Linked DNA regions of Homo sapiens: region 1 is linked to region 2. Evidence: chromatin contacts called from ENCODE Hi-C or POLR2A ChIA-PET data. All regions are on one chromosome and are shown on one strand. Each heading gives the region's core, a stretch centred on a gene start or an enhancer-like site at or near the end of the contact. The rest is flanking DNA. Distances are from core to core; before and after follow the strand shown. Region 1 holds the start of UBE2E3-DT (UBE2E3 divergent transcript). Region 2 has its middle 150 kb from the start of PPP1R1C.

Region 1 (6,026 bases), core at 3,354-5,853, 1.2 Mb before region 2:
GTTTTTGTATTTTAGCTTGCTTTTCACAACTGTTATTTTAATAATGGCAAATTTAATTATGTGGGTGAATCAGTATGTGTAATCATTTGCATATTGTTGGACATTTCCAGTTTTTCAGTATCATTTTTCTCACTTTTAGAATGTTTCCTTGAAGTACATTTCTTTTGAAATGGAGAAATCTGGTCAAAGGGTATGGCCACATTTAAGGCTCCTGAAAAAAATTTCCAAATTCCTTTTCGAAACATGTACCAATTTTCATTCCTACTAGAAATGGACAAAGGGATTTTTTAAAAAACAATTTGCCAGGAATTATTATAATAACTAAAAATTGTTTTTGTTATTTTGATAGATATTTCATTTCAACTTTCCTTTCTGGATAACTAGCAAGACTACATTTTTGTTATAATGTTAAATATTTCTTTAAAAATTTTTGCCTTTTGACATACTAAGGTGCTCACGGTTTTGTTTCATGTGTACAGGCTCCTTACCATGACATGAGCCTTTTTTGGTATATACCTTCCCTGAGAGTTATCTCAAAAGAGAAATACAGAAAATAATCACTGAGTTATCTGACGTCAAACCAAGGCTTATGCACCTTTCCAACTCCAGGGCCCAGCCCTTGGTGTAGGACACAGCAGGTTTTCCCCTCAGGATGCAGTGGAAGTGCACCCAGATGTCAAGCGGCACATTGGATTCTGGGGGTCCAAAGACACTGGGACTAACAATGACAAACAAGGCTGTGTAAACTAAGGCTGAGCCAAGAAATACCTTCCTAGTAAACCAATCCAGTCTTTATGGGTAGAGAAAGAAAATTTCTTAGCCAGAGAACTGAGGATACAAGTAACTGGAAAGCATCAGAAACAGCCAGTAAAAATGAAGGGACTCTTAGAAAAGTTATTGACTGGAAGGAAACAAAGTACCTTAAAATCAACAAAATAAATTCATATTTATTCTACATTTTTTACATGTGAGGGATGCTGCTGGTCATGGTGGATAAGTAGAGGTCTATACCCCAGCTTACATAATCATTCAATTCAGAAACTTCTTAGGTAACTCAGTGATAGATCCTGTGAAATTCTTAGTTATACATACTCACAGTTATGTACACAGATAACACTGAGACTCATTGAAAGGCGCAGGAAAAAGCATCTCCCAAACTAGGGAGGTGCAAAGGATTCTGGGGTCTGCCTTATTTGCCCTTAGGCAGGCCTCTTTTTGTCACAACATTTGGTGGATAAGGGGATAAGAGATAATCATTGTAATACTGCAATTGGATTCGGCATCTTCCCTCTTACCACTGCCCTTCTCAGGGTTGTGAGAGGCTGGCAGGACCCCACACCAACAAGAGAAAATAAAAGAGACTGAGAGGAAACAATCTTCTTTGTGGTAGCTGGTGTCTGCTTGTGGAACTATTCTGAGGGACCTTATGGGAAAAGGGCCCTTTTTATATTTTATGAAATAATTGCATTAGGTCAAATTTGTATGCTTCCAAGAGTGCCTGTGAAACATGATCCTTAATTTCAAGGATTGACATAGCAAAAACAAGAGAGAAAAAATAATTACAAAACAGGTTGTCACACAAGGAAGAACTAAACATTAGAAACAATTTACACCTTACAAGTTACTTCTGGTGGAGGTGATGCCAAGTCACCTGGGAGAGGAGCTGTGAGCTGAAATCATTTGAGCAACCCCTTGAGTCAGCTGAATGAAGGCAGCCAGGCACCTCACATTGTAGGGGCAGGGCACTACTGCCCCTAACCTTATGGAGCCATTCATTATCTTTACGGTGACTTTAACAATAGGTATTATTTGTTGAACACCCAAATTCCAGGTATTTTGCCAAGAGCATTATCTATATTATCTACATTATCACTGGCCCTAGTGCTCTCTCCAGGACCAATCTAATGTTTCCTTCTTTGACCTTTACCTCATGCCCCACAATTCCAACCTGAATTAATAGTTCCATTATTAGTTAATTGATGATTAGTAATGCTCTTTTCTCATTCTCTTTACTTCTTTAATACAGCACTTCTCATTCTGCAGGCTACGTTTCTGGCTGCCCCACTGCACAATTGAGCTTGGTTAAGAGCATGACCCATGTTTCACTCCAGTTTCCCAAGCAGTTAGTAGATCCTAAATATTCTGTTGGGTGAATGTTAAGTTAAACTCCATGACTTCAAGTTCGCCAAAGAATCACGGAATCATGGAATTTTTGAGCAGGAGAGGACTTAGAACCTTTGATACAATCTCCTTTTACATAAAAGTAATTGAAATAACTTAACTTGCCTGAGGTCATATGAACTTCGTAGAATGAGGATTAGAATACACTTCCCTGGCTTTTCAACCCAATACTATTTCTTCTGTAGAAGATGTTACCAAACAACTAAATATCTTTCTCCCCTAAGCTCCTTACCCCACTAAATCCTATCAGCAATTGGCCTTTGGGCCTTCAGGCTATTTCTGTTCTTAAATTTCCTAAAAGAACCCATGTTTAACGTACAGCTTTCCTTTTCTGTCTCCCCATTCCAAACAAAGCAAAGCTTCAACTCCAAATTGGCTGGCTTTTGCTGTAACATCACATCGTGTAAAGCTGGGGGAAAATTCTGCTTTTATTTTCACTAACAAGCTTTTCCCACAAGCACTCTTTGACCCAGCCAAATCAAAATGCTTGTCCACACACAGACCATGATCTTTTTTGAGGCATGAGATATTCTATCTGTTCATTCTGAGTGGAATATCCTTACTACTTATGAACCTAGCGAACTTTAATGAACTGTTCCCCTTCTGGACTAGGAGCTCTTAGCACAGAGTAGAGACCTGGCTTTAGTCACACAGCAATTGAATGAGTGTATGTCCAGCACCTAGCAACATATAGCCCTCAATAAAGTTAACTGAATGACTGTGTCTTTGGAAAATTATGGAAATGTAACTTACTCTTTAGAGTTGCTATCAAGCCTTTACCAAAAGTTTTCTATTAGGAGAAATAGTAAGCAAATACGTTGGCTCACTCAGTCTTTTCTTCTTTCCCTTAACTCTATACATCTTTTGACTGCCATTCTCACTCCCTTTGTGAACTGCACATTCTCACAGCACCCCTGCCCCTGGACACTTGTGGGAGAGGAATCCACAAATTCCTTTGAGGCTCCATCACCGGAACAAGTTCTCAGTAGCTGGAGAAGGCCTGGGTGGCAAACAGGAAGTTTTTGTATTCTGGCTACTTTGTGCCGTGGGGTAAAAACCGCAGAGTCCACCTGGAGACTGCAAAAAGAATGGTAGAACAAACAAAACTGTCACTATCTCCACCTAAAGCTTTTCTGGGTGGACATTCTGACTCAACATCACTCAGAACTTTTCTTTCCAGAACTGGCTCCTCATGTGCAAGACAGAAGAGTCCCGCAGAAAAGTGTCATGTTTTAGCTCTCATCGCCACCCCCCAACCCCAAACTCTTCTCCTTCACTTTTAAGAATGTTGAGCGGGACATTTTAAACACTGTTTTGGATTTTTAAGGTTTCAAATAATCCGAAGGACACTTCCCTTTGGCAGCGACAGTTGCAAGCTATGAGCCAAAAAGAAATAGAGGTTGTTCCCCTAATCTCCAAATACATTCTACCCTCTTCAATTCCCAGGACCCCAACTTGTCCCTTCCTCCAGCTTACGCGAGGGGCAAGTGGCAGCTCTTCTCCGCCTGCGTGCCTGGCCTCGTCAACAACACCCATTAGTCTCCCGTCTCCCGGGGCGGCGGGGGACTCCCAACCACGCGCCCAGGGCCCTTGCCCAGGTACTGGGGCCCCGGGAGCCACGACGGCCCCCGCGCAGGCGGATGGGATGGAACCAGCCCTGGGGACGCGGGTAGCCCAATGGGCAGCCTCGCCCCGGAGGCGGGCCCAGGCCGGAAGCCACCCCGCGGCACAGCGGCCCCGCGATACGGTGCCCGCGCCCCCGCCTTCTCTGGCACAGGCTCCGCGGCCAAGGGCGGCAGGGGCCAGCCCGCCGGGTCCCCGCCGCGCTCTTTGTCCTGGCCGCGCGCGGGCGGACGCGTGCACCCCCAGGGTGAGGGGAGGTGTGGAGAGCGCGCACGGGAGCGCGCGGGAACAGCTCGCGCCCGCCGGGCGTCGGCGGCGCGCGCCCCTCCGCCAGGCAAGCAGCGAGCACGCGCGTCGCCGCCGCGCCCGCCCCTCCCCCCCGCGCTCGCCTCGGAACTTGCTGACTGCGCGGCCGGGAGGAGCCGAGCCGGGCGGCGGCGGCGGGAGGCTACAGCGCGCGGGGGTCTCCCGCGTCCCCTCCGCCTCGCCGGGAGCTCGCGCCCTCGCCCAGCCGAGCTCCCACCCCCGCTTTTTTCCGAAGGCGCTGGGCGGCGCCACCCTCCGGCCGGAGCCCGGCACTGCACAACCCCCTCCGACTTTCAATGTTCCACACTCCCCGGCCAGAGCCTCCTCGGCTTCTTTTTTTCCCTCCCCCCCCTTCCCCCCCCCACAGCTGCCTCCATTTCCTTAAGGAAGGGTTTTTTTCTCTCTCCCTCCCCCACACCGTAGCGGCGCGCGAGCGGGCCGGGCGGGCGGCCGAGGTAAGGCGGCGGGGCCGGGGGGCCGCGTGGGGGGCGGCCGGGGCGGCGGCGGCGGTGGGGGAGGGGGCGGGGGCGGGCAGCTTTGTTCGCGCCGGGCGCCCGCGTCGCCGGTGTCCGCGAGCCGCGGCGGGGCCGGCTGGGCTGCTCGCATCACTTGGCGCCCGGCGCGGCGAGCGCTACCCGCGGCCCCCGCGCGGCCCTCCCCACAAAGGGCCGCGGAGCTGCGTGGCCGCCGCCGCCGGCCGTGGCTCGCCTCCGCGGGCGCGGAAATTTGTTGCACTTCTTGGGGCTTTGTTTATTTGTTTGTTTTTTCTCTGGGTTTCTTATTTTTTTCGTTATTTTGGACAAAATGTCGGTCCGTGATATAAAAATTGAGCGAGGAACCTTGGTGGCATTGGGAGCTTTGCAGAAGGTGCAGTTTGAATTCTGCTTTTCCCAGGGTGGCAGCTCGGTCTTGGCCGGATGAATCTTCGCTGCTGGCCGTGGAAACAGCTAGAGCAGCTCGTTAGTTGATTTTTAAATTTCCAAGTGTTGTGTTTAAAGGCTTTACGTGCACTGAGGAGGAATCGCCACCTTAAATAAGCATATGGGCGATTAACAGGGTGTGTTTTCCTCTCGGAAAGGGAATTTGGTAGCTTTGACCAATGTCAGTGTGTAAATATTTAGACGTTATTAGTGACTTTTAAACATTTTTCAGCGAGATCTGTTATTTACAGTGTGTCATATGTTATTAATGCTTGTTGCCTAAGTTCCTTGGCAAATCTGTTTCATGCCTTCTGAGAAAGTAGACAATTGATAGATTGTCCAAGAGACGGAAAAAAATGTGAGTGGGTTTTCTAACTTGAGTTCGGCAAATCCCTTAACGCTGGCGTTGTGTGACACATCACCTCCCTTGTACGTACCCCTGTTGTACGATGAAATAAGTGTGAACACTTTTGAAGCTTTTTCATTACAAGACGATTTTAGATGACTAGAAGAAAATGCTGTTGGTTTATTTCCTAGATTTAACATTTTCTCCTCCTCCTCCCCTGTTCTCTTTAAAAGTTTTCCAAGAGATAACTTCACCAAGATGTCCAGTGATAGGCAAAGGTCCGATGATGAGAGCCCCAGCACCAGCAGTGGCAGTTCAGATGCGGACCAGCGAGACCCAGCCGCTCCAGAGCCTGAAGAACAAGAGGAAAGAAAACCTTCTGCCACCCAGCAGAAGAAAAACACCAAACTCTCTAGCAAAACCACTGCTAAGTTATCCACTAGTGCTAAAAGGTAATGTGTAAAAGAAGGATCCAGCACACTTTGTCAGGTTGTCTTCCAGGTGGTTGGACGCTTTTGTTGGTTTTACCTCAATAGCAGTAGTTCAGAAATATTTACTTCATTATCAGTTTAATTGTACTTGAATGAGTTGTCATTCTTTAGGTGGTATGTAAGCAACATTACTAGAATTATACTTTTAAGCAAACTTAA
Region 2 (6,799 bases), core at 1,356-3,855:
TGCAAAATAAAAATAAAAATAATTTCACAAATTGTTCATTATTATTATCCTCCCTACTTGCCCCAGGATTTAAGTACTAACTTTTACTTCCTACTCTTAGACTTTGTATTGCCAAAGAAATAAAATATGAAAAAGCATAATCACCCAGACCTACCTGCGGAATTGTGGATTATGCTGTAGATATTAGATCATTGAAAGGAACAATATACTACTTAATGAGGAGCCAAAGACAACATTCTACCTGCTGCTCCCTTCAAGCTGAGGAATGAGTTTAATTGACTTCAAAGTCCCATTATTCTCAAAAGTAGCAAAGGTACAACATGGCTTTGCATGAATCAAAGGAAGGGAACAACAAGAACTTAAAAAAATAGTTTGCAGATGGTTGAACATCTCTTTAATAATTAGAGAAGAATATCTTTTCTTTCTTTATTGTTTACAGATACCAACATTTTTCAAAGCCTTGCAGTAGATGAGTGAGTCTCCTGTTACATTTCTCCTGCAGCATATATTCTGTGGATGTGTTTTCCTAAGCAGACTAATTATATGTTGCTCTCTTCTTTTACCCTAATGAAACATAGATTTTTCTGTTTTGAATTTGTCACTTGTTTGTTACATTTGTCAAGTGTTTTAAATATTACATTGGTCCTTTATTTGCTTTTGAGAACACCCAATAGTTTAAAAATTAAAATGACATGAAGGTCAATTCTAAGACAGGAATGATACTACTAAATCCTGGACTTGCCTATGATAACAAGCTCGAGCTACACACTTTTATTGTCAGAATAAATGGAATATATAGGAAGGAGTTAATTGGAACTGGTTAGTACCTAAATAAGATTTTTCAAAGTAAGTTTTTTGTCGTATTGGCAGAACAGTGTTAAAAAATAGACATTGTCATCATAAACACCCACAACTATATCTGTAGAAGATAATTTAATGCAATATTCTGGGGAAAATACAGTTGCCAAAATTAATCTCCTTGTTTTCTTTCATTGTGCAATGTGGAGTTAAATTTTTTTTCTATTGAGCAGTGTGTGTGTGTGTTTGTGTCTATAATTTATATATGTGCTTGTATACATTTCTATATACACATGTATGTGTATGCAAAATATGTATATATACACATATATATAAAATGTACACTAAATATGTATATATGTATATTCATAAAATGTTTTGCTGTATGGAAATAAAAAAGAAGGTTTCTAAAGGAAAGATAGAGAAGAAATTTAACCTGATTTCTATTAAATTAAGCACAGAGAAATAAAACTTTACTAAAGGGCCAGGTGCAGTGGCTCAAGCCTGTAATCCCAGCACTTTGTGAGGCCAAGGCTGGCAGATCACTTGAGGTCAGGTGTTTGAGAATAGCCTGGCCACATGGTGAAACCCTGTCTCTACTAAAAACACAAAAATTAGCCGGGCATGGTGGCATGTGCCTTTAGTCCCAGCTACTCAGGAGGCTGAGGCAGGAGAATTATTAGTCCCCAGGGTGGCTAGCAGGGCCTAGGGAAGCTGGAGATCCTGGGGTGACTGTCCCTGGCAGAGCTGGAGGTTGCAGTCACTGTCCCTGGAGTTGGAGGTTGCAGTGAGCCGATATCGCGCCACTGCACTCCAGCCTGGGTGACAGAGCGAGACTCCATCTCAAAACAAAACAAAACAAAAACAGAAAAACACTTTACTAAACAAATACCTCCCAAAGTTATAATTTCCATATTCTTGTCTGTTAGGGAGAAGCCAGGTGAGAACAGAGGAGGACATCCAGAGTAAACTGGACACAGTAACAGAGGTGAGGAGGTCCTCACAAAGGGTGCCTCCGGTGAAAAGAGAAAGATAGCCAGAGGGAGAGGACCCGAGGGAGGGCAAGGCCAGCTCCTTCCCTCTCCCTCTCTGGCCACACAACTTATTCTTAGCAGCTTCCTGTCCACTGCTGCTAAGTCATTTCCACATGAACGCGTCTTTTGCACCATGGCTATTTTCCTTTTGCCCCCATTTCTGTCTGAGGAAAGGTTTGATGGTGATTTCAGTGTTGACACACTCGACTTTTAGACTGCAGCTGACTTACCATGCTTGTTGAATGAGTCTGTTCCTCTCACATGGACAGTTTCCACTTATGAAAAGTCCCTTCCTTTTTCATTTCCTCTGCAGAAAGCTTGTTTTGCTAATGAGGAGTCCATGAAATTGGGGGAGTTTGCTGCTGTGTGTGTGTGTGTGTGTGTGTTTGTGTGTGTGTGTGTATGTGTATGTGTACATAGTTTTCCTCTTTGAGAAATTGCTATTGTTGCTTCTCAGTGCACCTGGATGTCTGAAGATATTTTTTATTTAACGAGCTGTCTAGGAAATACAAAGGTTACTGTTATTTTATCTTTATGTTGATATTTTTCTGTTTAATATTTGCATTAAAATTGTTCCCCCAAATAGAATATCTACATGATATAGCAACCAGTGAACAAATCAACATATCTACCTACACATATATATATAAATCTATATATTAATCTCTCTCTGTATCTAATTAATATATATGTATAATTTAGCCTTCCTCTCAAGCAAGGACATAAGTGGTAAATTAATGATAATATAATCTTTACTATGGAATGGCTGGTCTACTCTGCATGGAGCAACCTCTCCATCATGTGGACTTTTAAGATATTGCTACTAAAGTTAAAGCCATGCTATGCTCTTGAAACTGTAAATATCAATTAATTTTAAAAGAAAGGGGTGAAGCTCTAGGTAGGTTTTTATTTGTATAGCTCATATTATTTCTGTTTTTCTATGTGTCAGGTGATATTCTCAGCACCTTGTATAGAACATTTCACTTAATCATTCCAAAAGTACCTATTAGATAGGCACTTTAATTATTTCCATTTTATAGATGAAAAAATTTAGGCTTGTCCAAGACCACAGCACTGGTAAGTGACAAAGTGAAGTCCAAAATTGAACTGAAGGCCAAATTTCATGAGCTATCTTGGGTGAGATATTTCTTGCCTCAAGTCTTCCACATAAAATGTAACAAATTTAATGGTATCTGGATAAATACAAAATAATATTATTTTCTGTTCATCAAGGGCCAAAAAATGGGTCAGATACTGTCTGGACCCTTTAAATATTCTTTGTCATTATTTTACCATTCTATCAAAGTATTAATGGTTAAGAAATGTCTTCAGATTAGAAAATGTTACAGTTAGCAGCTACCAACCACCAATGACTAAGAATTAGTCATTATTGTTCTAAATCCTGTATGGTTCCCATTATTAATCGTCAAGGCTGTAGGAAATCAACTAGGAAATGTGAACTTTTCTTCTTAGCAAAGTTTAGGATTTGCTGTTATGAACATATCTCTACACCAGCAGACCCAACTCCCCAAGCATACAGACAAGAGAGAGATGAAGAGATCTTACTGTTTCTCTCACATAATTCAGGTTTGCTTTTAGTATGCTATTAAGAATTGATGCACTCCCCATTTGTCTGCTCTGAGAAAAAAAACATAAATGGCTTTTGGGATTTTGCAGATCTAAAGTGCTTGAAAAGTGGGTCTTATTTTGACTAAATTAACTGGAGATGTTATCTGAAAAGGACTGACTCAATCACATACCAAGCAGGACAAATAATAATACACTTTTCCTTCCTGCCTTCATTCATTTATTCACATCCATTTATTCCACAAATATTTACTGAACATTTACAGTGTGTAAAACTCAGTGCTTTTTTCCCTAAAAATCTAGCAGCAAGTGTATGACAGAGAGCTGCAATTCTTTCGCACAGAGGGATAGCAGATCAGTGTTCATCCAAAGAGGAGATGGAGTTCTGGTTAGAGGAATGAGAAGAGGCTTTGCAAGAGAGCAGGCAAATGCACAGATCCTTAGAGGAAGAAGGGACAGGGACAGGTAAAGATGACAAAGGGAGCAGCAAGACTCAGGTAGAAGAGGCACTCAGTGCAAAGGCATCAGGAACAGTGAATACTGTAATGAAGGCTAGACTGAAAATGGGCTGGGTTAGGCTGTGAGGGGCTTTGAAAATTATGCTAAGGAGTTTAAGCTTTACCTGCTGGCCAGTGGCTCTCAAAGTGAGATCCCCAGTCTACCAGCATTAGCTTTGCTTCAGGCCCATCCCAGAACTACTGAATCAGAGTCTCTGGGGATGGGGCTTAGACTTCTGTAGTTTAACAAACCCTTAAGGCCATGTTGATGCATGCTAAGGGTTGAGAACCAGTGCTGTAGCCAGGCCTTCCAAACGGATGTGTGTACTGGGAATGAGTGGCAGGTGTGCTGGAGATAGATAGTGACATTTGCAGTCCTCAGGGTGGCTAGCAGGGCCTGGAGAAGCTGGAGCTCCTGGGGTGACTGTCCCTGGCAGAAGCAGCCTCATTCTTTTTCCTAGGGTACCAAGTTCTTTGACCTGAAATAGTAGTGCTGTGCAGAGCAGGCCTGTGGGCCAAATTTGCCATGTAGCTGGTCTTTGCATGCTCTCTCCCCACCAGCTAAGAATAGTTTACACTTTTAAATGGTTGTGAAGGAGAAAAGGAAGAGAAAGGAGAAGGATCAGAAGAAACAGAAGGAGGAGGAGAAGAAAATGATGAAGGAGGAGGAGAAAGGAAAGGAGAAGAGGGGGAGGAGGAGCAGCAGGATGAGGGTGGTATAATGGTATGTGGCTTCCAAAGCCTAAAATATTTACTATCTGACCCTTTACAGAAAAATTTTGCTGACCTCTGATGTAGACAAGGAGAAATTGTTTTTAAGAAAAGGAGCAATATTTCCAAAGAATTCATTAGGGAGATTTAGCATAACAACTGTATACAGAAAAGACTAAGTAAAAAGAGCTGGAAAGAGAAGCCAAATGTTCAACACAGGTAAAGTGGTAAAGACTTAAAGAATGCAACGCTCTTTGATTAGAAAGAAGAAATGAGTCTATAATCCTTATAGAAATTATACGCTTTAAATTGACCCAAGCACAATGCCATGGCAAGGTTCTCAACAGCTGAAGAAATCATAGATTCTCTCAAGTTCAGCAATCTCTTGAAGTTTGGTTTAGTTTTGAAAGAGTAAAACGATGCTGAGGGCATGAACTCTGAAATCAGAATCCCAAGCCTGCATCTTCCAGGATGGAAGACCATGAATGCATTGCTTCTCCTAGCTTTGTCTCAGTCCTCCTCTCTATAAAATGGATATAACAGTAATATTTATCTCTTAGGATTGCTGTGAGAAATAAGTTGGTAGAGACACGAAACTTAGAACTTAGCAGACTTATGTAAGCACTCAATGAATTTTAGCGATTACATGTTCAGATATAAAAACTGTAATTACTTTTGCACCAACCTAATAGGTTTGCATCACATAGCCAGGAACAAATGCCAATATAAATGAACAAACAATAGCTAACACTAAGGTACATGAATCAACAGGCTCTAAGTTCCTTACCTCTATCAATATACTTACTTCTTGCAACAATCTTAAGAGGTAAACCCCGAAAGGCTTCAGGAATATATAGCTGCCTTCAACTTAACAAATTCAATCAAAAACAGTCAGGCTATGTTGTGTGCAAGCCGTGTTAGGCTATGGGAAAACAAAGTAACAAAACATAAACCCCTGACCCCATGGAATGTCTAGTCTACCTTGCAGACTAAGTGAAGAATGCTATGTAGATGCTATCTGTAACAACAACAAAATGGAGTTTGTTTACAAATAAGAGATTAAATGCATATTACTTTTGTAATCTGAGACAGATATCATTCAAACTATCATTTAAAAGGCGCTGTAGCTGTCACTTGCTTCTGTTTTTCAGTGGGAAAATTGTGATTTCAATGAGTGGAGCAGGAGTTAGAAAACAAGGAGTTTAGAAACTTGAAATCTCTAATTTACTTTATGTCTTTTTTTTTTTTTTTTTGAGATGGAGTCTTGCCCTGTCGCCCAGGCTGGAGTGCAATGGCGCTATCTCCTCTCACTGCAAACTCCACCTCCCGGGTTCAAATGATTCTCCTGCCTCAGCCTCCCGAGTAGCTGGGACTACAGGCACACACCACCAAGCCTGGCTAATTTTTGTATTTTTAGTAGAGACAGAGTTTCATCATCTTGGCTAGGCTGGTCTCAAACTCCTGACATCATGATCTGCCCACCGCAGCCTCTCAAAGTGCTGGGATTACAGGTGTGAGGCATTGTGCCCGTCTGAAATCTCTAATTTAATATTTCATCTGAAACCACCAAGTTTTTATATGCCCACACACACACTCATACACACAAACACACACACATACTAAGGTAAAATTGATTCATGCTTGATGCACAGGTATATTCTTAATTCTAAATAGACATTTTTATTTTCACTTGTTCATATGCATGTATGATATTATTCATCAGAAAATCAATTTTTAATAATGAACTCTAGTACACTTTAATACCTTTTAGAATGAGTACATTAAAAAGGACATATTTTATATCTATATTTAAGTAATAATTTAGAAATGCTAAGATGGAATGCCAATGAAGTTGAGGGTAAAAGTAAACATTTCATCAACATCCAAAGTCAAGGATTTTGAAAAAAAAATTTTTTTAAGGAGTATGTGATCTCTAAAAGATAATTTATAGGATCATATCTATAGAAAAAAAGTTTGACTTGGAAAAAAAATAGATTCCTGCTCTTCGTATAAACTCTCGCTCACTACAGATCATAATATTAATTTTTTCTTCCATACGTATGAGATCAGGAAGATTTTATATATATGTGTGTGTTTCTGTGTGTGTGTGTGTATACACTTCAGCTGTGTATTTCAAGATATAATATCAGTTAGTGGCTATTACTATTTACC

The links. A loop is a pair of places that touch in the nucleus more often than their neighbours do. ChIA-PET counts read pairs that join two places held with the same protein, here RNA polymerase II (POLR2A). Pooled maps may share reads with other maps.
Region 1: a map of IMR-90 shows a loop between it and region 2 (6-fold over the local background). The contact joins the promoter of UBE2E3-DT here to the enhancer-like site in region 2. A Hi-C loop is called at or near these places in 1 of 168 maps with a recorded cell type or tissue (IMR-90) and 1 of 50 pooled maps. POLR2A ChIA-PET finds 5 or more read pairs at or near these places in 1 of 52 experiments (HEK293).

Annotation. Positions count from the first base shown.
Region 1 is chr2:180,976,409-180,982,434 of GRCh38, forward strand. It overlaps UBE2E3-DT (UBE2E3 divergent transcript), which reads right to left and starts at 4,604. Exons shown (of 2, transcript NR_187176.1): 1 at 3,658-4,604; 2 at 922-3,258. It overlaps UBE2E3 (ubiquitin conjugating enzyme E2 E3), which reads left to right and starts at 4,197. Exons shown (of 6, transcript NM_006357.4): 1 at 4,197-4,565; 2 at 5,610-5,828. The coding sequence starts at 5,635. RefSeq lists a silencer at 3,615-4,474.
Region 2 is chr2:182,130,171-182,136,969 of GRCh38, forward strand. It overlaps a transcript of PPP1R1C not described here. Among named protein-coding and RNA genes, the nearest start is that of PPP1R1C, 150 kb to the left of the region's middle. Within about 2 kb of position 2,606, at least 2 of the 41 ENCODE cell types and tissues checked have a DNase peak (open chromatin) inside an H3K27ac peak, as active enhancers do.